Linked DNA regions of Homo sapiens: region 2 is linked to region 1. The links are chromatin loops, found by intact Hi-C in ENCODE. Cell type or tissue: HepG2. All regions are shown on one strand. Links, peaks and the distances in the headings refer to the core of each region. The heading gives the core; the rest is flanking DNA.

Evidence for each region. A loop is a pair of places that touch in the nucleus more often than their neighbours do. Peaks named below come from ENCODE experiments on the same cell type or tissue, not always from the same donor. Only the 100,000 strongest peaks of a DNase experiment are listed, where the experiment ranks them.
Region 2: a loop joins it to region 1, with 3 times the contacts of the local background. A loop is called at or near these places in 7 of 110 quality-filtered maps.

The regions. Positions count from the first base shown.
Region 1 is chr16:8,653,767-8,670,416 of GRCh38, reverse strand. It overlaps a transcript of METTL22 not described here. Among named protein-coding and RNA genes, the nearest start is that of ABAT, 13 kb to the left of the region's middle. In HepG2, for the core only: a CTCF peak has its summit at 9,269 (motif pointing left); a DNase peak (open chromatin) is centred at 9,266.
Region 2 is chr16:8,714,153-8,726,673 of GRCh38, reverse strand. The region is part of intron 1 of ABAT (4-aminobutyrate aminotransferase); the gene reads right to left. Among named protein-coding and RNA genes, the nearest start is that of ABAT, 46 kb to the right of the region's middle. RefSeq lists an enhancer at 6,071-6,571. In HepG2, for the core only: no CTCF peak of the experiment used is centred there; a DNase peak (open chromatin) is centred at 6,013.

The sequences.
Region 1 (16,650 bases), core at 7,014-11,013:
ACCCATACTCTGTGCCTATCAATAAGCTCCTTCCAGAAGCGCAGCTGTAGCTGGGAGGGCCCCCACTGCACTCTGGAGAGGAGAAATGAAAACAAAGGCAAGGGTGAATGAGGCTCCAAGGGTACCAGTTGTCTCCACAGGAGAGACTCTTAGAGATCAGCAGCCCATTGTACAGAAGAGGAGACTGAGGCCCAGAGAGGAGGAATAACTTGTCCAGAGCCAGATTAAAGCACATATTTTATTGACTAGGCCTGTGATTTCCACATCCCTGGTCACAAAATAATAAAGAGATATCATCTATACAAAATAATAAAGGGCATTTTGATGTGGTGGAAAGGGGATCAACTTGGGAGTCAGACCTAATATTGAATTCTAGTTCCAACTCCCAATGGCTATGTGACTCTGGACATGTCATTTACTCCCTCTCAGTCTCTATGTTCTAATCTGTAAATTGAATAAAGTATCTACCACGTTTTCACATGTAAAAGAAAGAAGATAGACGCTTACCTCACACCATATAAAAAAACTAACTCAACATTGGATCAAAGACCTAAATAAATATAAGACCTAACACTATAAAATTCTTAGAAGAAAACATGGGAAGGGGGAACAGGTGCAATGGCTCACACCTGTAATCCTAGCACTTTGGGAGCTCCAAGGCTGCCGGATCACTTGAGCCCAGGAATTTGAGACCAGTCTGGGAAACCTGGCAAAACCCCACTGTTAGAAAAAATACAAAAATTAACCAGGTGTGGTGGTGTGTGGCTGTGGTCTCAGCTACTTAAGAGGCAGAGGTGGGAGGATTGCCTGAACCTGGGAGGCAGAGGTTGCAGTGAGCCAAGGTTGTGCCATTGCACTCCACCTAGCCTGGGTGACAGAGCAAGACTCCATCTCAAAAACAACAGCAACAAAAAAGCATTTTGATTGTACTTAATGCCATTGAATTGTACACTCTAAAATGGTAAAAATTGGTGAATTTTGTGCAATGTGTATTTTACCATAATAAGGAAAAAAGTATGTACCACAGTAGGTCATTGGTTGGGTAAGTAAGGGAAGTTTGCTCCTGGTCCCTGCTGGGCACTGTGCATTAGCCCTGTACATAGTTGTACTAGTTTCACCAAACTATCTGCTTGATTGTGAGAGGTGGGCCAGAGCTCATTCATTCATTTAGTAATTTTTCCATCAATTTGTTCAGTCAACAAATACACATTTAGCACCTACTGCGTGCCAGGCATTGGGGATTGTGGTCCTGACCCCATGGAACTTCCATTCTGCAGCTGGGAGACAGTGTATAAGAAGATGAATGTGTAACTAAGAAAGCTCTTTTCTTTTTTTTTTTTTTTTCTTTTCCTTTCTCTTCTCTTTTCTTTTTTTCTTTCTGTCTTTCTTTCTTTTCTTTCTCTCTCTCTCATTTTTTTCTCTCTTTCTTTTTTTCTCTCTCTCTCTTTCATTCGTTCTTTTTTTTCTTTCTTTTTGAGACGGAGTCTTGCTCTGTCACCCAGGCTGGAGTGCAGTGGCGCTATCTTGGCTCACTGCAACCTCTGCCTCCCCGGTTCAAGCGATTCTTGTGTCTCAGCCTCCCGAGAAGCTGGGATTACAGACGTGTACCACCATACCCAGCTAGTTTTTGTATGTTAAGTAGAAATGGGGTTTTGCCATATTGGCCAGGCTGGTCTCGAAATCCTGGTCTCAAGTGATCTTCCCACCTTGGCCTCCCAAAGTGCTGGGAATGCAGGTATGATCTACTGTGCCCAGCCTAAGAAGCTAATTTCTGATAATAAGTGCTTTAGGGAAATGCAAAATAAGATGATGTTCCTGGGATCAGGGTGGGTACACCAGCCATGATGCTCAGGGAGTTGTCCACAAGGCTGTGACATTTAATCTGAGGCCTGAATGCTAAGAGGAAGGCTTCTATGGGATTATCTTGTGCTTGTTCTCATGCATTTTGGCCCTCGTGCTAGGCTCCTAGAAGACCCAAGGGCTGCCTCCAGCTTTCCTCCTCTGAACATCTCAGGTAATATGGGGAAAGCATGAGAAAGTGAGCCAGGCCCAACAGGCAGCTGCTGCATCTGACACGTCACACACATGTCAGGGCTTTGTTCTGCTGCCATTGTGATGACTGGGACCGCCAGCATTGCCAGCCCAAAGGATGCACGGCAGTGCAGTCCCCCTTCTGGCTCAAGATGTAGTGAAATGACAGGGGAGCTGGGTCATACTGCCACCCCCATGCTCTGCAGGACTTCCTAAAGGCAGAAAGTGAACAACAGACAATTCTCATGCTCAACATGTCAGTGGTGCCGAGCTTGAGAAACCCTGCCTGAGTTAATGTGTATGTAGTTCCAAGAATATAGAAGGAGCTTAGTACATCCTGGGTCCCTTCCTCCTGTGGCTAGAGATACCCTGCCTATTTACCCCAATTCTTCTTGACAATACATGGCTGTGGTATCTCCAGGGATCAGTTGGAGTGTAGCTCCCTCATCGAGACTGATGGAAAAAATAGCTAAACATGTACTTCTTTTCTGAGTTCTTTGATGACTTGACTTCTGACAGTGCTTGGCATGCAGTAGGAGTTCTAGGAATACGTATCAATTTCACTGCATGAAAAGGACAGCAGGATGCTGAGGAAGGACATCTTGGAGAGCTCTTGGGGAGCTCTTGGGGAGCTCTTGGCCCTGAGGCGCTGTCCAGGAACTCTGTGCTGAAACTTTACAGAGGAGGAGAAAACCCCAAAAATGTGGCACATATACACCATGGAATACTATGCAGCCATAAAAAAGAATGAGATCATGTCCTTTTCAGGGACATGGATGAAGCTAGAAGCCATCATTCCCAGCAAACTAACACAGGAACACAAAGCCAAACACCACGTGTTCTCACTCATAAGTGGGAGTTGAGCTGTGAGAACACATGGACACAGGGAGGGGAACATCACACACAGGGGCTTGTCAGGGGATTGGGGGGCAAGGGGAGGGAGATCATTAGGACAAATACCTAATGCACGCGGGGCTTAAGACTTAGATGACGAGTTGATAGGTGCAGCAAACCACTATGGCACATGTATACCTATGTAACAAACCTGCACATTCTGCACATGTATCCCAGAACTTAAAATAAAATAACAAAATAATAAAGAAAATAAAAATTTAAAATAAATAAATAAAACAACTTTATTAATTTTATTAACATAAAAATTTTGTTAAAAGAAAACCTGAACTGAGATTGAACTCTTCCCCACTGAGAAAGCAAGCCCAGGCATCCTTTCTCCCTCTCGTCCTCATCTCTCCTCCCTACAGACAATGGAAGATGAAAATCAGGAGACAGAGCCGGGCGCGGTGGCTCAGGCCTGTAATCCCAGCACTTTTGGGGGCTGAGGTGGGTAGATCAACTGAGGTCAGGAGTTCGAGACCAGCCTGGCTAACATAGTGAAACCCTGTCTCTACTAAAAATACAAAAAACAAAAAAATTAGCTGGGCATGGTGGCAGGTGCCTGTAATCCTAGCTACTAGGGAGGCTGAGGCAGGAGAATCATTTGAATACGAGAGGCGGAGGTTGCAGTGAGCCGAGATGGTACCATTGCACTACAGCCTGGGCAACAAGAACAAAACTCCATCTCAAAGAAAAAAAAAAAAAAAGAAAGAAAGAAAGAAAGAAAAGAAAATCAGGAGACAGCATGGCAGAATGGTTATATCCTCAAACTCTGGAGTTAAAGAGAGTTGGGCTCATATTCTGGCTGTGACGATAAAGAATTACATGACTTTACATAGATGACTTCACTTCTGAGCCTCAGTCCCATCTGTAAAATGGGATGATGATCATAATGTCTGCATCTCAGAGATTTCATGAGTGTTAAGTGGGAGAAGTGCCTTAGAGCACGTAGCAGGCAGTGGCTGGCATGTAGTAAGCACTCAGCAAATATTAGCTATGACCATAAATGTTTTCATAATCATCACTCTTGTAGTTTGGGTTCTCCTAGAAATAGATTCTGAGACAAAGATTTGAGTGCTTTATTTGGGAGGTGATCTCAGGATGATTCCAGGAGATATTGGTGGGTCGATAATAAGGTGTGGGTTATCTAGCAAATAATCACTGTGGGTGACTGCAGCTCCGTTCCATTGGGGAACACTGGGAGCCGGCACAGAACAGTCACTTTAGGATTATCCCACCGTGGAGCAAGGAAGCTGGGGTATTTATACACCAACTACTCCCCGTCATTGGCCAAGAACTGCTTGCTCAGGATGTCAACTCCCCAGCACTTCTGGCCACCTGTCCCTTTCAGGTTGAGCAGACTCTCAGGCAACCAAAGAACACCCTCAGGGTGAGTCTCAGATGATAGAGGCAGGTGAACTTGCAAAGAAATGGAAAATGCTGCACAGATATTGGCTTTTCCTCCTGCACCATCACCTGTGGCCACAGCTAAGGTTCTAAATGCCTCTCTGCTGGGCTATCATAGTCTGTGCTCACTTCTGTAATAGCATTTGTCAACTTCATTAATTCATTCAGTCATTAATTCTGTAGCTCATTCGCACCCTCAGGTATTCATCCATTTACTCACTTATACTTCCACACTTAACTGCTGACTAAATGCTACATGCAGGCCTCAGGCTCCTAAATGGTCTATTCCAGGGGTGTCTCCGCCTGGCCAGGAAGCTCCTTGGGGAGAAGCCCTGGGCCCGATTGGTCTTCTGGTGCCAGGTATTCAGCACAGCGTCTGGCACACAGCAGGGCTCAGGATGTGTTTAATGGAGCTGAAGCAAATTAGAGCCCAGAGTAGGGTTTTTCTCTTCTACAAACTGAGCGTGCTGTGAAGATCCAGGCTTTCTTCAAGCTGGGTACTTGTTAACCAGATGTTTCAAATACCTGTCCTACGAGAAAAGTCTTTGTGAAATGAATCTTGGGAATCCTGGAAGTTTTCAGACACGAAGTGTATGCAAACGCTCAGTCTCCTGCTGAATTCAGAGGCAGCAGAGGGAGGGGCTTTGCCTGGAAGGTGCCAGGCTGTATGCTGGGTCCCAGAGGCAGCTCCTGACTTGGAGTCACCAGGGTTCAAGGTCAGACCCACCGTTCCTTCTCAGGCATTTGTCTCTCTCAGCCTCAGCTATTTTTGTTTTATTTTGTTTTGAGAGAGCGTCTCACTCTCATCACCCAGGCTGCAGTGCGGTCTTGGCTCACTGCAGCCTCGATCTCCTTAACTCAAGTGATTCTCCCACTTCAGACTCTTGAGCAGCTAGGTCTACAGATGTGCACCACTATGCCTGTTTATTATTATTACTTTTTTTGTATTTTTAGTAGATACGGGGTTTCACCATGTTGCCCAGGCTGGTCTCAAACTCCTTAGAGGATACCGTGGAAACTCCTGCCCTAGAGTCAGGCCCATCAGGGCTCCCACCCAGCTTTCTCGCTCACAGACTGTGGGATCCCTAGTGAGTCCCTCCTCCCCAGGGACCCTCAGTTTCTGTGCCTTTAAAGCAGGGTGATACAGTGAGACGTGCCAGACAACCAAGCAGGTGAGATGATTTTCATTCTGATTTCCTGAGCACCTGGCTCAGGTGCGGGCTGCTCTAGGGCCCTGGATAAGGATCTTTGCATGAAAGACCTCAATGTCACATGAACACACATGGATCACTTGAGATGGGTCCTGGGAAAGAGCTTTAGAGTGGGCTAGACGTGGTGGCTCATGCCTGTCATCCCAGCACTTTGGAAGGCTGAGGTGGGAAGATCACTTGAGCCCAGGAGTTTGATACCAGCCCAGGCAACATAAGGAGACCCCATCTTTACAAAAATACAAAAAATAAATAAATTAGCCTGGTGTGGTGGTATGTGCCTAGGTCCTAGCTACTCAGGAGGCCAAGGTGGGAGCACTGCTTGAGCCTGAGAGGCTGAGGCTGTAGTGAGCCGTGATAGCATCACTGCACTCCAGGCTGGGTGGCAGAGCAAGACCCCATCTCAAAAAAAAAATACATAAATAAAATGTAGGCTGGGCGTGGTGGCTCACACTGTAATCCCAACACTTTGGGAGGCTGGGGCAGGTGGATCACCTGAGGTCAGGAGTTCGAGACCAGCCTGGCCAACATGGTGAAACCCTGTCTCTACTAAAAATACAAAAATTAGCTGGGCATGGTGTCACAGGTGAACAGACAGGTGAACTTGCAAAGAAATAGAAAATGCTTGCAAAGAAATAGAAAATGTCTGTGGTTCCACTTACTTGGGAGCCTGAGGCAGGAGAATCGCTTGAGTCCAGGAGCCGGAGGATGCAGTGAGCCGACATCACGCCATTGCACTTCAGCCTGGGAAACAGAGCGAGACTCCATCTAAAAAAAAAAAAAAAATTAAAAAACTTAGAATGCACAAGTGTAAGGAAAGAGGAAAGATCATTGCCTAGCCCAGTGGTTATTAACTGGGGCCATCTAGCCACAGCTGGAGACAGTTTTGGTTGTCATGACTGTGGTCGGGGGTGGGAGACAGGGAGGTGCTCCTGGCATCCGGTGGGTAGAGGCCGAGGGGACTGCTGAATGCTCTACAATGCATAGGACAGTCTCCTATGACATGGGATTACTGAGCCCAACACGTTGGCAGTGCTGAGACTGAGAAACCTCACTCTAGTGTAACTCCTCTAGTCTGACAAATGAAACCCAGAAAGGTCTAAGATGATCCAAGATGTGATCAGCAGACTGACCTTGGGCAAGCTTTAATTTCTCCAAGCCTCAGTTGCTTCATCTGTAAAATGGATGTAAGAATAATAGTACTTACCCCACAGGGCTGTGAAGAGGTTTAAAAGGGATACAGAGTCAGGGCTGGGAAAACACAGGCAGAAAAATAGGAGGAGTGGGAGGACCTCCCCCAGCCTCCAGGTGGGGCCCCCACCTGGGTGGGGCCCCCTCTTGATTTTAGCTCTGAACTCTTCCCCAGGTGACCCTCCCACTGGAACATCCAGGTATGTGTTGTCATAGAAACCTTTCAGGGACGGTGCACTCGAGAGCTTGACTGATTTTTTTTCTCCCCAAAATAACCCACCCTGTCAGTCAAGTAACACTTAGGCGAAGTGGTTAGGCAAGTGAGACTGTTTTACCATCATTAACTGTTGAGCAGGACGCCTACTTGGGGAATTTCCATTCTCCCAAGACACACAGTTAATAGAAATGCAACAGAGATTAATAATAATAGGGAGATGATGATGATGATGGCTTGGCTACCTTTTTTTTTTTTTTTTTTTGAGACGGAGTTTTGCTCTTGTCACCCAGGCTGGAGTGCAGTGGTGCAATCTTGGCTCACTGTAACCTCTGCCTCCCGGGTTCAAGTGATTCTCCTACCTCAGCCTCCCAAGTAGCTGATTATAGGCGCCTGCCATCATGCCCGGCTAATTTTTGTATTTTTAGTAGAGACGGGGTTTCACCATGTTGGCCAGGCTGGTCTCGAACTCCTGACCTCAGGTGATCCACCCGCTTCAGCCTCCCAAAGTGCTGGGGTTACAGGTGTGAGCCACCACGCCTGGTGATGGCTACCATTGCTTGAGCTTTTCTTCCTTGCCCTGTTATATGTTAGGTGCTTGACAGACATTACCAAGTCCAACTTTGAGAAGTAAGTACTAGTAGTGTGCGCATTTTACAGACCAGGATTCTGAGGCTCAGAGAGGTGAGTGTTCGGGCTGGTTTGAGTTCAGATGCCAGGTGCCATGTTCTAACCATCAAGCTTTATTGCCTCTGAGGAACCTCCAGTGGAAAGGGGTGCTGGGGGAAGGCTCTGTTCCTTTTGTCCCTGTCTCCAGGACCCAAACCATCAGCTTCATGCTCTTTCTTGGTGAGCTCTGAAGCTGGAAACTCCACCACCAGTCCATGCATCCCACTGTGAAGGTTGTCACCTTCCTGGTCTAGAAGAAACGCTCCAAAGAAACACCCCCAAGAAACGCTCCCACATGGCTCTAACAGCAGTTGTTTCCTGAAGCCTGAGGCAGGCAGAATAAGACTGTCATCATGTCCCAGCCCTGGCATGTCAAACCCTTCAATCCATCCAAAGACAATGGCACAGCATAAGCTCCAATCCACAAGGCTCCTGGATTCCTTCAGACAAACAATATTCACCCTGGGCAGGGGTCATGGAAAGAGCTCTGGGTTTCCAATGGAAAGACAGAACCGGTGTTAGATCCCACCTCTTGTTACTTCTTTGCTATTTTTATTTTTAGAGACAGAGTCTCGCTCTATTGCCCAGGCGGGAGTGCAGTGGTGCAGTCACAGTTCACTGTAACCTCAAACTCCTGGGCTCAAACAATTCTCTTGCCTTGGCCTCCTGAGTAGCTGGGACTACGGACACGTGCCACTGCACCCAGCTGATTGTTTTTCTTTTGGTAGAGACAGTCTTGGTATGTTGTCCAGGCTGGTCTTGAACTCCTGGACTCAAGTGATCTTCCCACCTCTGTCTCTCAAAGTATTGGGATTATAGGCGTGAGCCACCATGCCAAGCCCATTCTTGCTACTTCTGAGTCCTGTGACCTCAGACAGCCTCTGTAAAGATTCGAGCCTTAGCTTACGTGTCCCTAAAATGGGTACAGGAGGCTGGGCACAGTGGCTCATGCCTGTAATTCCAGCATTTTGAGAGGCCAAAGTGGGAGGATTGCTTGAGGCCGGGAGTTCGAAATCATCCTGGTCAATATAGTGAGACCCTGTCTCTACAAAAATATAATAATAATAGTGATAAAATAAAATAGAATAAAATAATATGAGTACAAAGTTGTTGGGCAGATAAATGAGATCAATTTTAAGTTCTTTTTTTTTTTTTTTTGAGACGGAGTCTCGCTGTGTCGCCCAGGCTGGAGTGCAGTGGCTCAATCTCGGCTCACTGCAAGCTCAGCCTCCTGGGTTCACGCCATTCTCCTCCTCAGCCTCCGCAGTAGCTGGGACTACAGGCGCCCGCCACCACGCCCGGCTAATATTTTGTGTTTTTAGTAGAGACGGGGTTTCACCATTTTAGCCAGGATGGTCTCGATCTCCTGACCTCGTGATCTGCCCGCCTTGGCCTCCCAAAGTGCTGGGATTACAGGTGTGAGCCACCGCGCCCGGCCAACGGTAAGTTCTTAATAAAGGCGGGTTTTATCTGAATTCGGGTTTGGGGCTAGCTGGGTACTGGCGGCTCTCAGAACTCACGTGCTGCTGTACAATGTATAGCAGGTTAGTTAGGGTCCCCCGAGAGTCACTGTAGACCCACACGTTGGCATGGCTGCCAGGACTGATGATTACCTTGGATTCCTTTCTGGCACGTCTGGCCCTGGATTCATGAGGCTGGGGCACCACCTTGTGGTGAGAATCCTGCCAGGGGCCAGCAGGGACGCAAGGTGCCTGACGGCCCTGCTTCCCTCAAGCCGCGGAACCTGGGGGAGGAGAACATGACATCCAGACCCTTTGGGAGACTTGAAGCCAAGACCAAACTCATCACCTGTCTTCCCCACTGGTCGGGCCAGAGTCCGGATCCCTGGTAGCTCTGGGTTTCCGTTCACTCATCCGCTCACCCACTCAGCACAGCTCCTCCTCCTCCTCCTCCTCCTCCTCCTCTTCCTCCTCCTCCTCCTCTTCCTCCTCCCCCTCCTCCCCCTCCTCCCCCTCCTCCTCCTCCTCCTCCTCCTCCTCCTCCTCCTCCTCCTCCTCCTCCAAGACTTGCCCACTTGCCGGCCCAATCTCCCCACCTGAAGCAGCGACCGCCCTCATTCACACTCTTCCAGCCCCCGATGGCTCTATTGTTCTTTCTAGTACTTACCAACACTGCCAAGGCTATAATTCTCAAACCATTAAAACATAATTATCTTAAAGTCAGTAGTGAGTATGTATTAAAAGTCTTATTTACTTTACTAATGAGGGCCTAGGCACAATGACAAAGCTGGCTCCAATGAGAATTCGAAAAACAGGGATTCTTCTAGGAAGTAGGAAAAATGAGGAGATAAAATTGCCATATTATGCTGGGCGCAGTGGGTCACACCTGTAATCCCAGCACTTTGGGAGGCCGAAGCAGGCGGATCACTTGAGGTCAGGAGTTCGAGACCAGCCTGGCCAACATGGTGAAACCCCCATCTCTACTAAAAAAAAATACAAAAATTAGCCAGGTGTGGTGGTGTGCGCTTGTAGTTCCAGCTTGGGAGGCTGAGGCACGAGAATTGCTTGAATCCAGAGGGCGGAGGCTGCAGTGAGCTGAGATCACACCACTGCACTCCAGCCTGGGCAACAGAGTGAGACTCCATCTCAAAACAAACAAACAAAAAAACAAAAACAAAAACAAAAACAGGCCATGTTACACATAAAGTCAGTTAATGTCCTACAGGGCAAAAATCACTGTACCCTTTGGGGTGATTTTCCTACTAGACAGAAGAGAAAAGCATCACATGATTTCAGTTCAACAGAAATGAAAAATGTGGCCAGATGTGGTGGCTCACACTTATAATCCTAGCATTTTGTGAGGCTGAGGTGGGAGGATGGCTTGTGCTCAGGAGTTTGAGACCAGCCTGGGCAACATAGTGAGACCCCGTCTCTACAAGAAATACAAAAAATTAGCTGGGTATGGTGACTTGTGCCTGTAATCCCAGCTACTTGGTGGGGCTGAGGTGGGAGGATCGCTTGAGCCCAGGAGGTCGAGGCTGCAGTGAGCCAAGACTGCGCCACTGCACTCCAGCCTGGGTAACAAGGTAAGACGCTGTCTGGAAAAAAAAAAAGCGAAGTCCTTGCGCCCTAATCAATTTAATCAATTGTATACACAAGTGCTGCACTGTCCTGATGGCTCTAGCATGCAGTCACCTTTTTGCCTCACTTGTAGCTTTTGGACTGTGGTTCTTTACACTACCTGACATTATATTTTGCATTTATTTGTTTATTGCAGGTTGCCTCCTCTAGAATGTAGGCTTCGTGAGGTCAGACAGGTGTAATGCCTGGCTCCCTGCTGCCTCCCAATACCTCATAAATATCCAGCATGTGGACACTCCTTGGTAGATATTTGCAGAATGGCTGGGAGGGTCAGGCTGGGCAATTCATATGATGCCAGCTCTGTCATTCCAGGACTCATGATCTGGTGAAGGATGGATGATTATCATACCAAGTTTTTTTTGTTCGTTTTTTTTTTTTTTCCTCATTCTGTTGCCCAGGCTAGAGTACAGAGGCGCAATCTTGGCTCACTGCAACCTCTGCCTCCCAGGTTCAAGCAATTCTCCCTTCTTAGCCTCACAAGTAGCTGGGACTACAGGGGCACACCACTGTGCCCAACTAATTTTTGTATTTTTAGTACAGATGGGGTTTCACCATGTTGGCCAGGCTGGTCTCGAACTCCTGACCTCAAGTTATCTGCCCACCTTGGCCTCCCAAAGTGCTGGGATTACAGGTGTGAGCCAGCGTGCCTGGCTGATTATCACACCAAGTTTTAAATGGGCTGTGGACACTGGGGAAGGCTTTGTGGAAGAAGGGGCAGGGGAGAGGGGCTGGGTGGGTGGTTTGAGAGGGTGAGGAGGGGTTGCATTAAGGCACATGGCCAAGAGAGTGGTGCATTCTCGGAGTGGGGAGGATTCAATATGGTGGATGAGATGGGGCTGGGAAGGGAGGCAGGGGCCAGGCCTTGGAGGGCCTTGTGGGCCCTGCAAAGGGATTTGGGCTTTGTGCAATGACCTCCCAGAGTGGGTGTCTACAGTAGAGCCTTGACGTGCACTCTGGTCAAATCTGGACTGAAAAGCCAAGTCCCCGCCCTCCCAAAGACGGAGATATGTTAATAGCAGGAAGATCTTTCGGTATATTTACATGCTGGAGAGTAAATATTTTCAAAGATCCCTCACAGCATCTCAGGATATCCTTCTGACCGATGCCAAGTATTCACCTGAGGATATGAGGCATACCATGTCCACCTAGCTCTTCTGGAGCCGAGGAGCAACCGGGCTTCAGCCAAGATCTTTGAGATTGAGCCTGGGGACTTCCTCCCCATTCCCTGTCTCCTTCAGCTTTGCAGTGGCTTGTAGTGTTTCTTTACCATGAGGTGCACATTTCTGAGCCTATATCCCTTGGGTTCTGGATGAGTTTGCTTTGGTAACAAATGACCACAAACTGGGGGATTAAAACAGTGGAAATGGATTATTTCAGTTCTGTAAACCAGAAGTCCGCAATCAAGGTGTCAGCAGGGACTCACGCCTCCAAAGGCTCAAGGGGAGGGTTCTTCCTTGCCTCTTCCAGTTTCTGGTGATCCCGGGTGCTCCTTCATGTGGCAGCATCACTCTGATCTCTGCCTTCATAGGCCATCTTCACTGTGGTTCTCAAATCTCCCTCTCCTTTCTCTTATAAAGACATCAGGGGCAGAGCACGGTGGCTCATGCCTATAATCCCAGCACTTTGGGAGGCCAAGGTGGGAGGATTGCTTGAACTCGGGAGTTTGAGACCAGCCTGGGCAACATGGTGAAACCCCGTCTCTGCTAAAAACAGACAAAATTAGCCAGGCATGGCGTCACACGCCTGTATCCCAGCTACTCAGGAGACTGAGATGGGAGGATAGCTTGAGTCCAGGAGGTTGAGGCTGCACTGAGCTATGATCACACCACTGAACTCCAGCCTGGGTGACAGAGAGAAACCTTGTCTCAAAAAAAAAAGAAAGAAAAGAAAAGAAAAAAGAAGGACACCAGTCATTAGATTTAGGACCCGCCCTAAATCCAGGACGACTGTCAAGACCCTTAACTTAATTAGATCTGCAAAGACCCCTTTCTCAAATGTTTCCAAGTTTCCCATTCATAGGTTCTGGGGTTTAGAACGTGGACATAGCTTGTTTAGGGCCACCATTCAACCCACTATAGTTTCAAAAAGGTGGAAAACATCCTTTGTCTTCAGTTTCTCAGGACTGACTGAAATTGTTTTGAACTCCATATAGTAGACGAAAAGGAACCTGGTTTTATGGGGGACAAGTCTTCCTGCCTTTAGTTAAAGAGGGACAGGACAAAGGCTGAAACCACAGGCAAAGCTATTGTTGGTGTTTTGCAAACTTCAGCCCCCAAGATCACCATCTTTGTGACATTTGCTATTCCTGCTTCCCACTTACATTATTACTTAATATTGTATTTAACTACGCACAAATTATTAACTTAGCCTCAACCGAGAATAATATCCTTCATGTCCCTGGTTTTCAAATGCAAGATACATTTTTCTCCCAGAATACACAAAACAGGGCATGATGGTGTGGTTCAACAACTGGACTAGCTTGGAGGGTGACTTCAAACAGGTTTTGTGAGGTCTTGTAATGACATCGATCCTCCCTGAAGTGGCATCTTCCTCTCTTATCTTGCTGTAAGAAGGGCTCAGCTGTGGTTTAGATGTCTGTTCCCTCCCAAACAACTCATGATGAAGTGTATTCCTATTGTAACAGTATCAAGAGGTGGGACTTTTAAGAGGTGATTAGGGCAAGAGGACTCTGTGGATTAATCCTGTTATCACCAGAGTGGGTTTGTCTTCTCGGGAGTGGGTTCCTTATAAAAGGACGAGTTTGACCCATGTTTACTTCTCTCTCGTTCTCATCCTCTCTTTACTGTTCTACCATGTGGCGCCTTCTGCTGTGCTATCATGCAGCAAGAAGGCCCTTGCCAGATGCTGGCCTTTAGCTCTTGGACCTCCCAGCCTCAGAACTGTGAGCCAATACATTTCTGTTAATTACGTTACCCAGTCTGTGGTGTTCTGTTATAGCAGCACAAAATGGAGTAAGACAGCTTCCTGGGTTGTCAGGAGGGCATTGGAGCCGCAGGGCACAGCCCAGCCCAGGCCAGCACTGCTGGAACATCACTCACTGCAGATGAAGGTGGAGTGACAGGGACTGGCTGCTCTCCTGCTGAGGTAACTGGAGTCTCAAACCTCCTCTCCCATCTTCACAGCCCACACAGCTGTTTTCTCAGAAGCAGAGAATCTTACTCTGCAAGTTCACATTAGAATCCCTGTGTCCCAGGTTTTGCCTAGTGGCTGTGCTGGAGCTTAATCTTTGCTTCTCCAATAGTTAGTTGTGCAGTTGGTGCCTGAGGTCTACTCACGCAGGTCTGTGGGGGAAGTGGGGAAAAGGCCCTCAGGGTACAAATAAAATCATTTAGGAAGTGGGGGTGGAGGAAAGGACTAATCCCTGGAAGTGGCATCCTGCTACATACATGTCAATAGGATAAACTTCAAAATGCTTTTCTCTTAAAACCTCTCTGCGCCAGGAACAGTGGTGCACACCTGTAGTCCTAGCTCCTTGGGAGGCTGAGGTAGAAAGACTGTTTGAGCCCAAGCAGTTCGAGGCCGTGGTGCACTATGCTCATGCCTGTGAATAGCCACTGCACTCCAGTGGGCAACATGGCGAGACCTGTCTCTAAAACAACAACAACAAAAACCTGCCACATACCACTGGTATCCTAACTCGCCATACTTTGGAGAACACTGTGTTAGAGCAAAGATGTGGTCATCAGGAGAATTTACCTTGGTGGAGGGCATGGTGGTGAGTCTTCAAGAACTATGTCTTGTCAGAAGACACAGTCCTCCAAGCCAGAAAGCTAGGCATCACCCTCAGCCCTCTCCTCTTCCTGAATCCCCCAAATGCCTCAGAAATAAATCTTAGTTTGCACATTTAGGTGGATAATAGATTGAACGGCTTTGTTTAGAAGAGCACCTGGATGGAAGTTGGTGCTCAATGGACATCAGCTGTGGGTATGAGAACACGATCTCTGCATCACAATGCTGGCGGGCTTGCCCACTTCCTTCCAGATTCAGTGCCTCTTCAGGGCAAGGATGTGTCCTTTGCATCTCTCTTGTGGGCAGCCTCTGAGATGGTCCCCAGTGATCCCACCTTTGGGTATTCCCACTCTGTGTAATCCCCTCCCCTTGAGTGTGGGCTGGACTTAGTGACTCACTTCTGAAGAACTGAATGTGACAAAAGTGACGGAGTGTCACTTCTCAGATTAGGTTACCTCCCAGTAAACTCTCTCTATTCTTGTATGCTTGCTCTGAGAAAGCTGCTGTCATGTCCTGGCTTTATCAGAGGCCCCCTAGAGAGGCCCACATGGCAGAGAAATGAGAGAAGTCTGTGGTCAGCAGCCAGTGAGGAACTGAGGCCCTTAGACCCATAGCAGGTGAGGAACTGAATCCTGCCACCAACCACAAGAGGGAGCCTCAATGTGGATCCACTCTTAGTTGAACCTTCAGATGAGACCACAGCTGAACTCCTTGTAGCCTTAGCAGAGGTCTTAAGACAGAGGCACCCAGTTAAACTAAGCCCAGATTTATGACCCACAGGTACTGTAAGATAATAAATGTTTGTTGTCTTAAGCTTCTAAGTTTTGGGGTATTTTGTCATGCAGCAAATAGATAATACAGTTCCTTTCCCCAATGCCCCACACAGGGCTTGGCTTATTTTAGAGTCTTCTAACTATTGGGAAGAGGCCCAGCAGGTTTGAGTTACTCCCTTTTTTCCCTTCCCACATGGTGGCTGGATTTATGTCCACCTTCAGTTTGCTGCTATGTCCATTAGCGTTCTCTGTAAAAATGTAATGGGCTAGAAACATGGATAAAACTTATGGTGGAACTTCAGCCTTTAGTACAGATCACGGCCACACTCCCCTGGGTCTGGACATGACAAATTTCCCACTGGGGAACCAGACAACATGGAGTTCAGATGAGCCTGGCATAGTCTCATTCTATGCATTCTGAGGCTCAGTTGGAGGAGCACCAAGCCCAGGGTCTTGTAGCCCCAGACCCACCCAAGGGATGATTTGCCCTCTGAACTTTTCTCTGAGTCTTTCTAGAACCTTTGGGCTAAAATAAATTTTATTTCCCAAAAGCTTGGCTTGATCTATCTGTTTTCAAATACAGCTCTTGTTAGAGAGTAGCATTTTGGCTGTGTGTGTATGCATGCGTGCATGTGTGCACATGTACTTAATTTCTTTTAACTTTATTTTTAGTAAAAAAGACACAAAAATAACCCATGTTTGTAAAAACAAAATACATGTATATAACATAAAGGGCAAAGTCTCATCAATTCCATTCCCCCAATTCCATGCCCTGGGGTTAATCAAGGTTAACCATGTGGTATGTAACTTTCCACCTATAAACACATACCTTAGAGCTGCCATTTATAAGTTATGTGATGATGAGCAAATTACCAGGAGTGGTGAAGAGCCTGGGGGATAAATTCTTAGACTATAAAGCCAAACTTCTCAGGTTCAAAGCCTGGCTCTATCCCTCACAACTTATGTGACCTTGGGAGAGTTACCTGGCCCCCTTGCCTACTCCCTCCTTAGTTTACCCATCTATGAAGTGGGGCCTCACGTGAGTGGAGGGATATTTACTGAGCTAATGTATCTAAAATGTTTAGGACAGTTGGCTATCACCATCTCGATCCTCTGAGATCTCCCATTTTGCTTGAGCCTGTTTTTTCTTTTTTTGAGATGGGGTCTTGCTCTGACACCCAGTCTGGAGTGCAGTGGTGTACTCATGGGTCACTGCAATTTCAGCTTCCCACATTGAGCTTGGTTCTGAAGTCAGGCTTTCCACAAAATTCTTCCCTGATATCATCCTTCTTCCTGGGTTCTCACTACCCAGGTGTTTAGATATAGGAGATGGTCCCAGTGTTCCTGTCTCTAAGTCCTGGTCCTACTGAAACGTTTCAGTAGCTTGAGCCTTGGAAATGATGGGGAAGCAG
Region 2 (12,521 bases), core at 4,471-8,470, 59 kb before region 1:
CGAAGAGATATCTGCACTCCTATGTTTGTTGCAGCATTGCTTACAATAGCTAAGATTTGGAAGCAACCTGAGTGTCCAATAACAGATGAATGGATAAAGAAAATGTGGTTCATACACGCAATGGAGTACTATTCAGCGCAGTGGCTCACACCTGTAATCCCAGCACTTTGGGAGGCTGAGGCAGGTGGATCCCATGAGGCCAGCCTGGCGAACATGGCTAAACCCCATCTCTACAAAAAACAAAAATCATCTGGGTGTGGTGACCCATGCCTGTAGTCCCAGTTACTAGGGAGGCTGAGGCAGGAGAATCGCTTGAACCCGGGAGGCAGAGGTTGCAGTGAGCCGAGATGGCGCCACTGCACTCCAGCCTGGGCAACAGATCGAGACTCCATCTCAAAAAAAAAAAAAAAAGATCTAGTCATTTGCAACAACGTGGATGGAACTGGAGATCATCATGTTAAGTGAAATAAGCCAGGCACACAAAGACAAGTGGCATGTGTTCTCACTTATTTGTGGGATCTAAAAATCAAATCAATTGAAGTCACGGGCATAGAGAGTAGAAGGATGGTTACCAGAGGCTGGGAAGGGTAGTGGCGGGTTGAATGGGAGGTGGATAGTTAATGGGTACAAAAAAAATTAGAAAGAATAGAAGGGTCTGTGTTTAGGCAGGCTCCCAGGGAGGGGCAGGGAGCATGCACTCAGCATGTCAATGAGATGCTGGGGTCACTGAGCTGGGGAGGGGGTTCTCGAGGCAGGTGTGTTGGAGGGCACCCACTGGGGTGGGAGTTGATGAGGAGTAAGAAGGCAGGGATTAGCTCTTAAACCCTCAGTCCTAGAGTTGGCATGGCCTTTTAAGAATTACAAGTTCCTCAAAAAGTTAAGCATAGAATTACTACTACATGACCCAGCAATTCCACCCCTAAGTACTAGGTTGGTGCAAAAGGAAATGACCTTTGCATCAACCCAAAGAACTGAAAACAGAGACTCAAACAAATACACATAGCAGCACTATTCACAAGCGCCGAAAGGTAGAAAAAGCCCAGATGTCGATCAGTGGATGAATGAATAAACAAAACATGGTCTATCCTTACAACGAAATATTATTCAGTCATAAAAAGGAATGAAGTTCTGACACATGCTACAACATGGATAAATCTCAAAATATTTTTTATGCTATATGAATGAATGCAGAGGTAAAATGCCCCATAGTCTACGAATCCATTTATAGGAACCTTCAAGAGTAGGTGAATCTACAAAGACAGAAAATAAATCAGGGGTTGGCAGGGGCCTGGGAGGAATGAGAGATGACTGCTTAATGGGTACGGGGGTCTCCGGGGTGATGAAAAAAATCTGGAATTAGATAGCGGTGGTGGCTGCACAGCATTGTGGATGTTCTAAAAGGGTCTGAGTTTTCACTTAAAAAGGTTAATGTTATGTTTATCTTAATAAAAATGAAAAAGCCAGGCGCGCTGGCTCACGCCTATAATCGTAGCACTTTGGGAGGCCGAGACGGGTAGATCACCTGAGGTCAGGAATTCGAGACCAGCCCGACCAACATGGAGAAACCCCGTCTTTACTAAAAATACAAAATTAGCCGGGCGTGGTGGCAGGCGCCTGTAATCCCAGCTACTTTGGAGGCTGAGGCGGGAGAATCGCTTGGACCCGGGAGGCGGAGGTTGCGGTGAGCCGAGATGGCGCCACTGCACTCCAGCCTGGGCAACAGAGTGAGACTCCATCTCAAAAAAAAAAAAAAGAAAAAAGAGATATTGGAGTTGGCTGTCTTTTGTAGATGGGAAGGGAGAGGACCAAAGAAGTGTGTGTAGAGTAATGACACACTCTGATCACACAGACTTATTCTTCAATTTCCACCTGCTACAGGCTGTGTGACCCCAAGATTGCCATTGTTTTTTTTTTTTTTTTTTTTTTTGTTTTTTTTTTTTTTCCTGAGACAAGGTCTGGCTCTATTGCCCAAGCTGGAGTGGAGTGGTGCCATCTCAGCAACCTCTGGCTCCCAGGCTCAAGTGATCCTCCCATCTCAGCCTACCGAGTAGCTGGGACTATAAGCACATGCCACCACACCTGGCTAATCTTTGTATTTCTTTTTTGGAGAGATGGGGTTTCACCATGTTGCCCAGGCTGATCTTGAACTCCTGGGCTCAAGCAGTCCTCCCACCTTGGCCTCCCAAAGTGCTGGGATTACAGGTGTGAACCACCATGCCTAGCTGAGAGAAGCTAATTTTCTGTGCAGTATTGAAATGGCAAATAAATGTTACAACACGTGCCAGTGCTGGCCAATGAGTATTGCCTATTTGGAGCAGCGAACAAAAAGATTTTACGGCCTCTTTTAGCTTTACTTATTTTTTATTTTTCATTATTTTTTGACCTGTTAGCAGGAAGCACTCTTTTAGGTTTTCAGGGGAAAAAATGTGATAGATTAGTGATGTCTGTTATGTGCACCATAATAGATAATTAAGATATGTGGGTTGTGCATGGAGGTGGTATTTGAGCCTGGGTTTTAGAATATAAAGCTTGGGGCTGGGCGCAGTGGCTCACACTTGGAATCCCAGCACTTTGGGAGGCTGAGGTGGATGGATCACCTGAGGTCAGGAGTTCAAGACCAGCCTGGCCAAAATGGTGAAATCCTGTCTCTACTAAAAATATAAAAATTAGCCATGCATGGTGGCGTGCACCTGTAATCCCAGCTACTGGGGAGGCTGACACAGGATAATTGCTTGAACCCGGGAGGTGGGGGTTGCAGTGAGCCTAGATCATGCCACTGCACTCCAGCCTGGGCGACAGAGCAAGACTCCGTCTCAAAAAAAAAAAAAAAAAAAAAAAAAAAAAAATATATATATATATATATAAAAAGCTTGGATCCAAACCACTGCCCTATCTTAGGTACTTGTACAACAGGGTGAAACTTACAAAAATGCTCTGAGCCTCAGTTTCCTGATTTGTAGATTGGAGATAGTGATGCCTCTCTCACTGCAGGGTTGCGCTGGGAATTAGGGATAATGGATGAACACATCCTGGACAATCATAGGCACACAAGTCATTTGCATTTACTCTGTCTCTGACTTGCTCCTGTCTTATACTTGCTGCTGAAGATGTAGTCATTGATTCTAGAGCCCTATGGTCTGAGATCCCTGGAGATTTCTGGAGTTGCCAAGGAAAGAGGCCCCACAGATAGGCAGACTTTCCCTGCAGGCTTGCACTGGAAACCCCAGATGCAGGCTGCCACAAGGGAAGGCTCTCTTTCTTGGTACAGAAGCCTGAAGCACCAATGATGATAGAAGGGAGCTGGGTGCCCAGGGTTCCAGTATATCCCTGCTGGTGCACAAGTCTCCAACATGCTCTGGTCCAACTTGCCATCATCCTTCTCCTGGATGAAGGCAATGATATCCTAAATAGCCTCTCGGCTTCCTCTCTTTATTTTTTTGAGAGACACGATCTTACTCTGTCACCCAGGCTGGAGTGCACTGGTGTGATCTTGGCTCACTGTAACCTCTGCCTCCCGGATTCAAGTGATTCTCCTGCCTCAGCTTCCTGAGCAGCTGGGATTACAGGGGCACGCCACCACACCTGGCTAATTTTTGTATGTTTTGTAGAGACAGGGTTTCACCATGTTGGCTAGGCTGGTCTTGAACTCCTGACCTCAAGTGATCCCTCGGCCTCCCAGAGTGCTGGAATTACAGGCATGAGCCACCTTGCCTGGCTGGATCACATTGTTTCTAAGGCCCGTTCGGACTCTAAGAAACACCTGACAAGCGTGCTAAGAGTTCCATATTACTGAGAATTTGCCACAGCATTTTCCCCAAGCCTTGCTCCTACCTCGAAGTTGCATTAGTATATCCCTCTTTGATTCTACCAGGCCCTTTGCAATCCGCTAGACCCTGGATGGGCGCATCTGGGGAAAGAAGCAGGTGAAGGATTCCTGGTTAGAAGGGAGGTGCTTTCAGAGCACTGGCACGCCATGAAATTGTGACCAAGGAGGTTGGAGAAATCTGAAAATCTGAAGTTACAGCAGGCTGGTTGTTGGCCCTCCTGGTCTCTGAGACCCCCAATCTCCCCCATGCATTTCCCGAACCTCAGTTCTTGGCATACTACCCTTCCTTTGAGCTCTTATGTCTCATATGACTTGTGTTGACTTAACATTTTTCTTGAAATCAACTTGCTTTTTCAATTTAAAAAAGTAATTTTCCTAGGATCCTTTCCAATTGCTACCTTCTGGCCAGGTGTGGTGGCTCATGCCTGTAATCCCAGAATTTTGGGATGCCGAGGCAGATGGATCAGCTGAGGCCAGGCGTTTGAGACTAGCCTGGCTAACATAGTGAAACCCCTGTCTCTACAAAGAAAAATATAACAAATAAAAAAACCTAATTGCTATCTTCCCCCGTCAAGTTTTATTTGCTACGAAGGCAACTAGGAAAAGAACATAATAAAATCAAAGCAAGTTATTCAATTAAAAGCCGGACAGAGTGGACCGCCCAAGGCTATAGCCCCAGGCCTGGCCCCCTCCTTTCCCTAGAGACTGGCAGAGAGCAGACAGGTGTTAAAGGCAGGCTGGCATCACATGGGGACCTTTTCCTTGACATGATCAGAACTGAAAGAGAAATTTAAATCCATCAGTAAATCAAACAGAATAGGAATTGTCAGGGTACATAGCAAATGCTGGTAATTTTTGTTTCAGCTGTGCAGTGGGCCTGAAGTAAGTTCTATTCCTTACTGTGTGTCTCAGTCAAAACAAGTCAAAACCCTGGTCTAGCCAGATAGTGAGCTCTTCAGTCCCACCCACCTCTCCTCGTCCTTTTTCTTTTGATTAAAATGCAAATTAGCTCTCTCTGCTTCCTTCGTGTGTCTGGTGCATTGCGGGGAGGGGCGAGATGAGCTAAGAGGCCGAGTTCAATGTTTAAATCAGTAAAAGTGAGAGGAATTCAGGTGAAAGTGGAAACAAACTCTTCCAATTTGCTCTGGAGAAAGAATAATCATAGTAAAAGTACCAGCTCCCATTTATTTACTTACTGTTCACCTACCACATGCAATAGACCTTCCATAGATCCTTTCGGTAATCTGCAGGATTGGCTGGCGTTATAAAACCGGTTCAGAAGCCTAAAAGGCTTGTTCAAGGTCTTAGAGCTCAAAAGCCAGAAATTTCTAGCGTTGGCTGCACCTGACGCTCGCTCACCAGAAGCTTACACTTGTGTCAAAGCCCCACCCAGACTAAGTAGGTCTGAGTCTCACAGGTGTGACCTGGGCACCGGGGGAAGCTCTGGAGGCTCGGAGGCTGAGAACTACTGTTAATTACCATAAAGAGTGGACGGTGGGCCCTGCATATGACCACAGGACTTCATGATCCTCAAATCCCTGGAACTGGAGGTCAAACATCCCATGGATACAGGGAGAAAAAAGCCTGTGGAGGCAGAGTGTGAGGTGCTGGATATGAAACTGCTTCTTCCCTGCATCTCCCCAATCTTGCATCCTTCAAAATGATCTTACCCCCAGACTAGACATCCCTGGCCTCTCACTGACCCGCCGTATAACCTCAGGCACATTAAGTAACGTCTCTGTGCCTCAGTTTCCTGATCTGTAAAATGGGAGTAATAGCAATTGGAACTATTTTGTGGGCTGGCAGAAGTCCTTACTGTTTCCCCAGCCCCAGAGCAGTGCCTGCCTGCAAACAATCATTGAATAAACAGTAAATGCTCAACAAGCAGCCTATGAAGATGGCGTCTGACTCACCTTTCTACTCCGCTGCTTCCCAGGTCCTGTGAACACGAACTCTTTGCATGCATCATCGGCTAGAAATGGACCCCCCAGATCTCTCTAGAAAAGACCCTGCCTCTCATTTTCCTATCAGCCGTTGGGACCAAGACAAAAGTGCTGGCAGACGCTGAGGACATTCCTTTCCCGTCTGCAGCCCCAGCTGCTGGCTTCTCTGCAGACTCAAAGGGACACAAAGACACACTCAGCCAAGTGCACTTCAGTTGTCAAGGCCAGGGGTTGCCATAGCAACCCATAAAGCCGGAGCCGTGGGCCTGTGCAGATGGGGTTAACAGGGCCCCATTCAGGGGCAGTGGCACAGGGACAGAGGCTTTATCTCACATCCACTTTTCTCCTCCGACTTCAGCTGCAACAGCCTCTTCTGACTTTCCCCTCCGCATGGGCCCCAGCCCTCTCTCCCTGCAGGCATGACTTCCTATCACCTGCCTCTTGGGCATCATAAAATTATCAGTGACTTGTATAGGGAGACAGAAATACTGTTCTTGGAAACAGGCAAATGTCCATTCCTAAGAAAGACTGAGAATGATGTGGGGAAAGTAACAAGAGCCAGAAATTGGGTCTAAAGTGTGGCTGGGCCATATATATTACCTAGGCAAGTTGCTGAACTCATCAGTGCCTTAGTTTCTGCATCTGTAAAATGGGAAGAATGAAATCTATTTGTGGGGTCAGGAGGCACTCAACTGGCTTAGGGTCAATTGAAGAAAGTACATAGGATGTGGAAGAGATGCCTGTTGCAGGCCATTTTCTGTTTCCAAAGAGCTCTTTAAAATTGTGCATTTTGGCTGGGCGCGATGGCTCACGCCTGTAATCCTAGCACTTTGGGAGGCCGAGGCAGGCAGATCACCTGAGGTCAAAAGTTCGAGACCAGCCTGGCTAAAATGGTGAAGTCCCAACTCTACAAAAAAATACAGAAATCAGCTGGGCGTGGTGGCAGGTGCCTGTAGTTCCAGCTACTTGGGAGGCTGAGGCAGGAGAATTGCTTAAACCTGAGAACCGAATGTTGCAGTGAGTAGAGGTCGTGCCACTGCTCTCCAACCTGGCGACAAGAGTGAAACTCCATCTCAAAAATAAGTAAACGAGTAAACAAAAATTGTGAACAACTTCTTTTTTTCCTTCTCCTTCTCCTCCTCCTCCTCCTTCTTTCTTCTTCTTTTTTTAGACAGGGAGAGACAAGGTCTCACTACGTTTCCCAGGCTGGACTTGAAGTTAGTAAAGGCACTTCTTCTATGGCCTGATGAGCTGCTAAAGACTATTGGCACATGCGGTGGTCCTGCTACCAGCCTCAACATCCAGATTTCATGAGAAAGAAGCTGATCTGCCTCATCCTCATGCTCCTGTCTCAGAGTCCTCTCTGCCCACCTCAATCAGGAATCCAGGGAGAACGAACACATCGTTGCTAGCAGGCAGGTAGTTACCCAGCCTGTGAAAAAACTGGAGAGAAAAATGAACAGACAGGGCTTCACATCCAAGCCTCCGAATGTGAGACACAGATAGCCTTTGTTCTGGAGGTAGGAAATAATATGGAAAGAAACATCTGCAAAAGGATAAGCTAGCTTTGGATTTCTGATCCTACAAGGGAGGAGGAGTGAAAGAATGGAATTGGCTTAGAAAGGATGCTTGGACCCATGCTGAAGTAGCTACCCGGGCCAACGCCACAGAAGGTCCGGCTTGTAAAATCTGTTTGTTCAGTTCAATAAATGCTTTCTGCACACCTGTGCCGAGCCCCAGAGATTCCTCAGTAAACAAGGACACGTCCTGCTGTGTTCTGTGGGATCTCGTGTTCCCGTGGGGAGGCCCAACAAGCAACAAACAAATCAGGTCGGTGTGATTGGAGGAAACGCACTTCCCGTTCAGAGAAAACAAACCACTTTCACGGACTCCAGAAACCGCTAAGTACGCAAAAATCACAGCGTATAACAAGTGAAACATTTATATTTCCTTCAAGGACCACACAGCTCCAGACTTGGAAACACTTTGTTGGTGGCTGGAGTCACGCTGTGTGCCTGGCAGCATTCCTACATGCACTTGCAAAGACCTTAACTTTTCTGTAATTCAAAGTATCTTTCATTTATGCCTGTGTGTGCAGGTATCTGCTCTGATTTTACGAATGAATGCCAATCGTGTCAAGGTTTCACATACACCGTCTTATCTACTCCTGGGAGGCAAATACTTCTATTCCTGTTGTTCTCTAAAACCCTGCCCCCTGACTGAGGCTGCCATTTAGGGGTCATCTTCCCAGAGGCAGGGGCTGGCTCAGGGGACCTCAGAGACCAGCTCTGGGAAGCATGTACCTGGAGGGTGCCCTCCATTTCCAGGGTCCAGAACGGTGTCTGGCTATTGTAGGTGCTCAAAAACACTTGTTGAATTCAATCATGGAGTTTCAGCCCTATACTCTGACAACTACAGGAACTGAACTGAAAAGCAACCTCTGAGTCCCATCCGTCAGATTAATGCAATGTTTCTCAAACTTTTTTTCATTGCCATTCCCCTAAAGATTCTTTATTAGCTACATACCCCATGAAATTTTAATTCCACAGATAAATTGTACATCTGCTTATGTATTGTATTTTATATCTGTACTTTATTCATAAAGAGTAAGATTTCTTTTCTTTCCCATAAATGTTCACTCTCTTGGGAATACTGATCCCACTAAGAATGCAGGGATTAAGCGCACACCTGCCATGTGCCAGTTGCTGGGTTGGACATTTGTTCTGCTTCATCTTATTCCATTCTTGCAACAGTATTACACAGTATGCATCATCAGCGCTATGAGACTGAGGATGAGACTGAGGTTCAGAGAGGGTTGTGGCTTATCCTGTGTCACACAGCTTGTCAACGGCAGAGCCAGTCTTCAAACTCGGGTCTGTGAGGCTTTAAAGCTAGTGCTGTTCTGTTTCCTTGCACAGAGAAATAACATGCCCAAGCTCACCTCATGGAGAAGAGGTGACCTGGGACCTGATGTGTAATCCCAGCATGTTGGGAGGCCAAGGTGAGAGGATCGCTTGAGCCCAGGAGATTGAGATCAGCCTGGGTGACAGAGCGAGACCCCATCTCTAAAAGAAAAAAAAAAAGAGGTGATTTGGGATTTTAATTTAATTCTTAAATTAGTCCTTCTGATTCCAACTTCAGTTTCTTTTTACCCAATACGTTGCCTCAAAAATATCTTTAGGCTACTTGACAAACTCACTGGGTATAAAAATCAGTGTCTTGGACTATCTTAAGAGAGAAAGGAACAGAAAAGAAGGAACAGAAAGAGGTGCCTGATGGATTGATTGGGAGACTCTGGTCTAAGCTACAGCACCAGGGCCAGTGTGTATTAATGTAACTTAGAAATCAATTCACTGCACTGTCACCTGCTGGTCTGGTTTGGTTTGGAGTCACAATGAAGGCACAGGTAGTATGCTCTAAGACAGTACTGCCCAAAAGAAATATAACACAAGCTTTCAATGCAAACCACATAGGTAATTTTACATTTTCTGGTAGCCATATGAAAAAAGCAAAAACAGCTGAAACCAATTTTTTTCATGTATCTTATTTAACCCATTGTATCTAAAATGTAATAATTTTGATACATAATCAATATAGTTATTATTATTACTTTTGAGATGGAGTTTTGCTCTTGTTGCCCAGGCTGAAGTGCAGTGGCACAATCTCGGCTCACTGCAACCTTCGCCTCCCAGGTTCAAGCGATTCTCCTGCCTCAGCCTCCCGAGTAGCTGGGATGACAGGTGTGTGCCATCACTCCTGGCTAATTTTTGTATTTTTAGTAGAGACAAAGTTTCACCATGTTGGTCAGGCTGGTCTCAAACTCCTGACCTCAAGTGATCCACCCGCCTTGGCCTCCCAAAGTGCTGGGATTACAGACGCGAGCTACCGTGCCCGGCCATCAATATAGTTATTAATAAGATATTTTGCATTTCTTTTTCGGATGTGTGCTAAGTCTTCAAAATCTGGTGTGAATTTCACACTCACAGCACATCACAGTTTAGAATAGCCACGTCTCAGATGCTCAATGACCAGATGTGATGAACGGCTACTGTACTGGCCTGTGCGGGCTGACGCATTGCATCAGAATTGGAGTGTGGTCACAGGAACATACAATCTGACCTGCTGAAATGCCACGGCCTGCCTGGGCCTGTCTGCTGCAATGACGTAGGCACAAGTAGTTTAGTCTAGGAGAGGCTCTCAACGGGATCCAATAAAAAGGGAGAGCAGACAGGGCTGGCTACATGATGTGTGGGACCCAGTGCATAAAATAAATATTCGAGGCCCCTTGTGAGAAAATGGTTACGAATTGCAAGTCAGTGACATGGGGGGATCTTCTGAACACGGGACCCTGTGTGACCATATAGATCACAAACCCATGAAGCACGCCCTGGGTACAGAAGAAAAAACACCCTTCAGGTTTCCCCATCACTGGCCAAGGTGAGGGTGCTGGGATCACGACTGCAGCAACAAATACAATTAGCAGCAGCAACAGCAGACACTTGCTCAGCGCTTACTTTAGGCCAAACCCTGTTCTAAGTTCTTTATATATCATAATACCCATCAGAACAACCTTCTGATATTATAATTATCCACTCGTAGCAAAAAAAAGAAAAAAGGAAACAGATCACAGAGAGGTTAAGTGATTTGCCCGACATCACACAGCCATGTAGTATCTTTAGTACTAAATTTCACAAAACAGGGGGTGGGGGCATAATGTGGCCTGGGCTTACAACTAGCTGTGCCTCTGTTTTCTCCACTGGAAAATGGGTGTGATAGAGCTCTCCCATCCCCAAGCTGCTCTGAGGATGAAATGAGATAATCCACGCGCAAAGCTAAGCAGAGTGCCCAGCCTGGGCACTGGAAAATCTTCAGACCCACATAAAAGTTATGAACATAGTTCCACAGCCGCTTGTAATCCTCGAAACTGTTAACATTTTGCCACACTCGTGCCCACTCTATTATCTGTCTTCTGAATTATTTGAGTTAGTTGTGGACATTGTGATATTTCATCCTTGAATCCTTCAGCCTGTATCTTCTAAGAACAAGAATGTTCTCTTACATAACCTCAGTACAAATGATCTGAGATACAAAGTCACTCTCATGAAGGTACCATTAATAAAATACTATTATCTTTTTTTAATTTATTTATTATTGGCATATTCATGACATAAAAATACTATAAATACTATTATCTAACATACAATCTATATTCAGATATTCCCACTTATCCCTAAAACTTCTTTAATTGTTTTTTTTTTTTTTTTTTTTTTTAGAGACAGGGTCTCGCTCTATCACCTAGGCTGGAGTGCAGTGGCATGATCATGGCTCATGGCTCACTGCAGCCTCGAACTCTTGGGCTCAGGTGATCCTCTTGCCTCAGCCTCCTGAGTAGCTGGGATCACAGGCACACACCACTATGTCTGGTTAGTTTATTTTTATATTTATTTTTTGTAGAGATGGGGTCTCCCTATATTCCTGAGGCTAGTCTCTAACTCTTGACTTCAAGTGATCCTCCTCCCTCGGACTCCCAAAGCACTGGGATTACAGGTATGAGCCACTGAGCCCAGCCCACAAGTGTTTTCTGTTCCCCTGATCCAGGCTTCATCCTAGGATCAAACATTGCATTTGGGCTCATGGCTCTTTAATCTCTTTTAACCTGGAACCATTTCTCAGCCCTTTTGCCTTTTAAAAGACATTGGCGTTTTAGGAATCCCAGCCAGTCATTTTGCATGTAGTTGCGTGAATAGTCTTCTTTATGTCCTTGCAAAATGAAGTGCAGCTCACGGGCAAATGTGGAGAAAGAGGTCGGTTGGACATGTGATGTCAGAGGGTCCAAGTGATTTCTGCAGGTAGAGGAGGGCGTATAGTGTTAGCTGTTCTTGGGTGGAAGTTAAAGATTTCCGGGAAGCAGTGACGGGATGTTTAACGATAATTAGAGCTTGGCAGGTAGACAAGGGCAGTCGTGGCAGACAGAGGCCAGGGTAGGGGAAGGGGGATGGCAGCCCGGAGGAAATGCAGGCAGCAGCAATGTGTCTGAGGGTGAGCGTATCGCGTGTGATCGGGTCTGTTCCTATTTGAACTGGAAACTCCCTGAGGCCAGTCCTTGTCTCCGGCTCTGTCCTCTCCGCCAGGGTGCCCAGTGCCTACTCCAGAGTCAGGGTTCACTTAGAGCAACCGGCTGCCAAGTTTCCCAAATACCCAGGGACATGCAAAGCACAGAGGACCCCCTTCCTCCGGCAGCGGCCTGGCTGCCAGCTTGCACACACCAACTGCAGGATCTTCAGCGCCAACCTTTCAGGATTCCCACATCTTGCCCTGCAAATGAAATTGCATTTTCTAAAATTGCTTTCTTCTGGTTGCCTCTTGGGGCATAGGCTGCTTCTGGGAAAAAATTCAAAATGAACTTCTAATCAGCCACAAGATGTGAAGAGAGCGGCTGTCCAGAGCTTCCTGACATCTACTCTTGGCGTGAGCCGCCCTGGCTGTCAACTGAGATTCTCACTGCAAACTCTATCTGAAATGCCCAGTGACAGCGCCCCCTGAGCCTTCCATTCCCCTGAGTTTCAAAGAGAAAGGGGTGTGTGTGTTTGTGCTGTTCTTGTCCTTAGAACGAAGGGAAAGGATTTATTTAGCGGCTTGAACAAAAATGCCTTTTCAAGGTGACCCTCACTTCATTTCCTAGGACCAGATGCAGGCGGACTGTGGTGTTGCAAGCCTATTGATAAGAGCAATTCCTTATCTCATCATTTCTA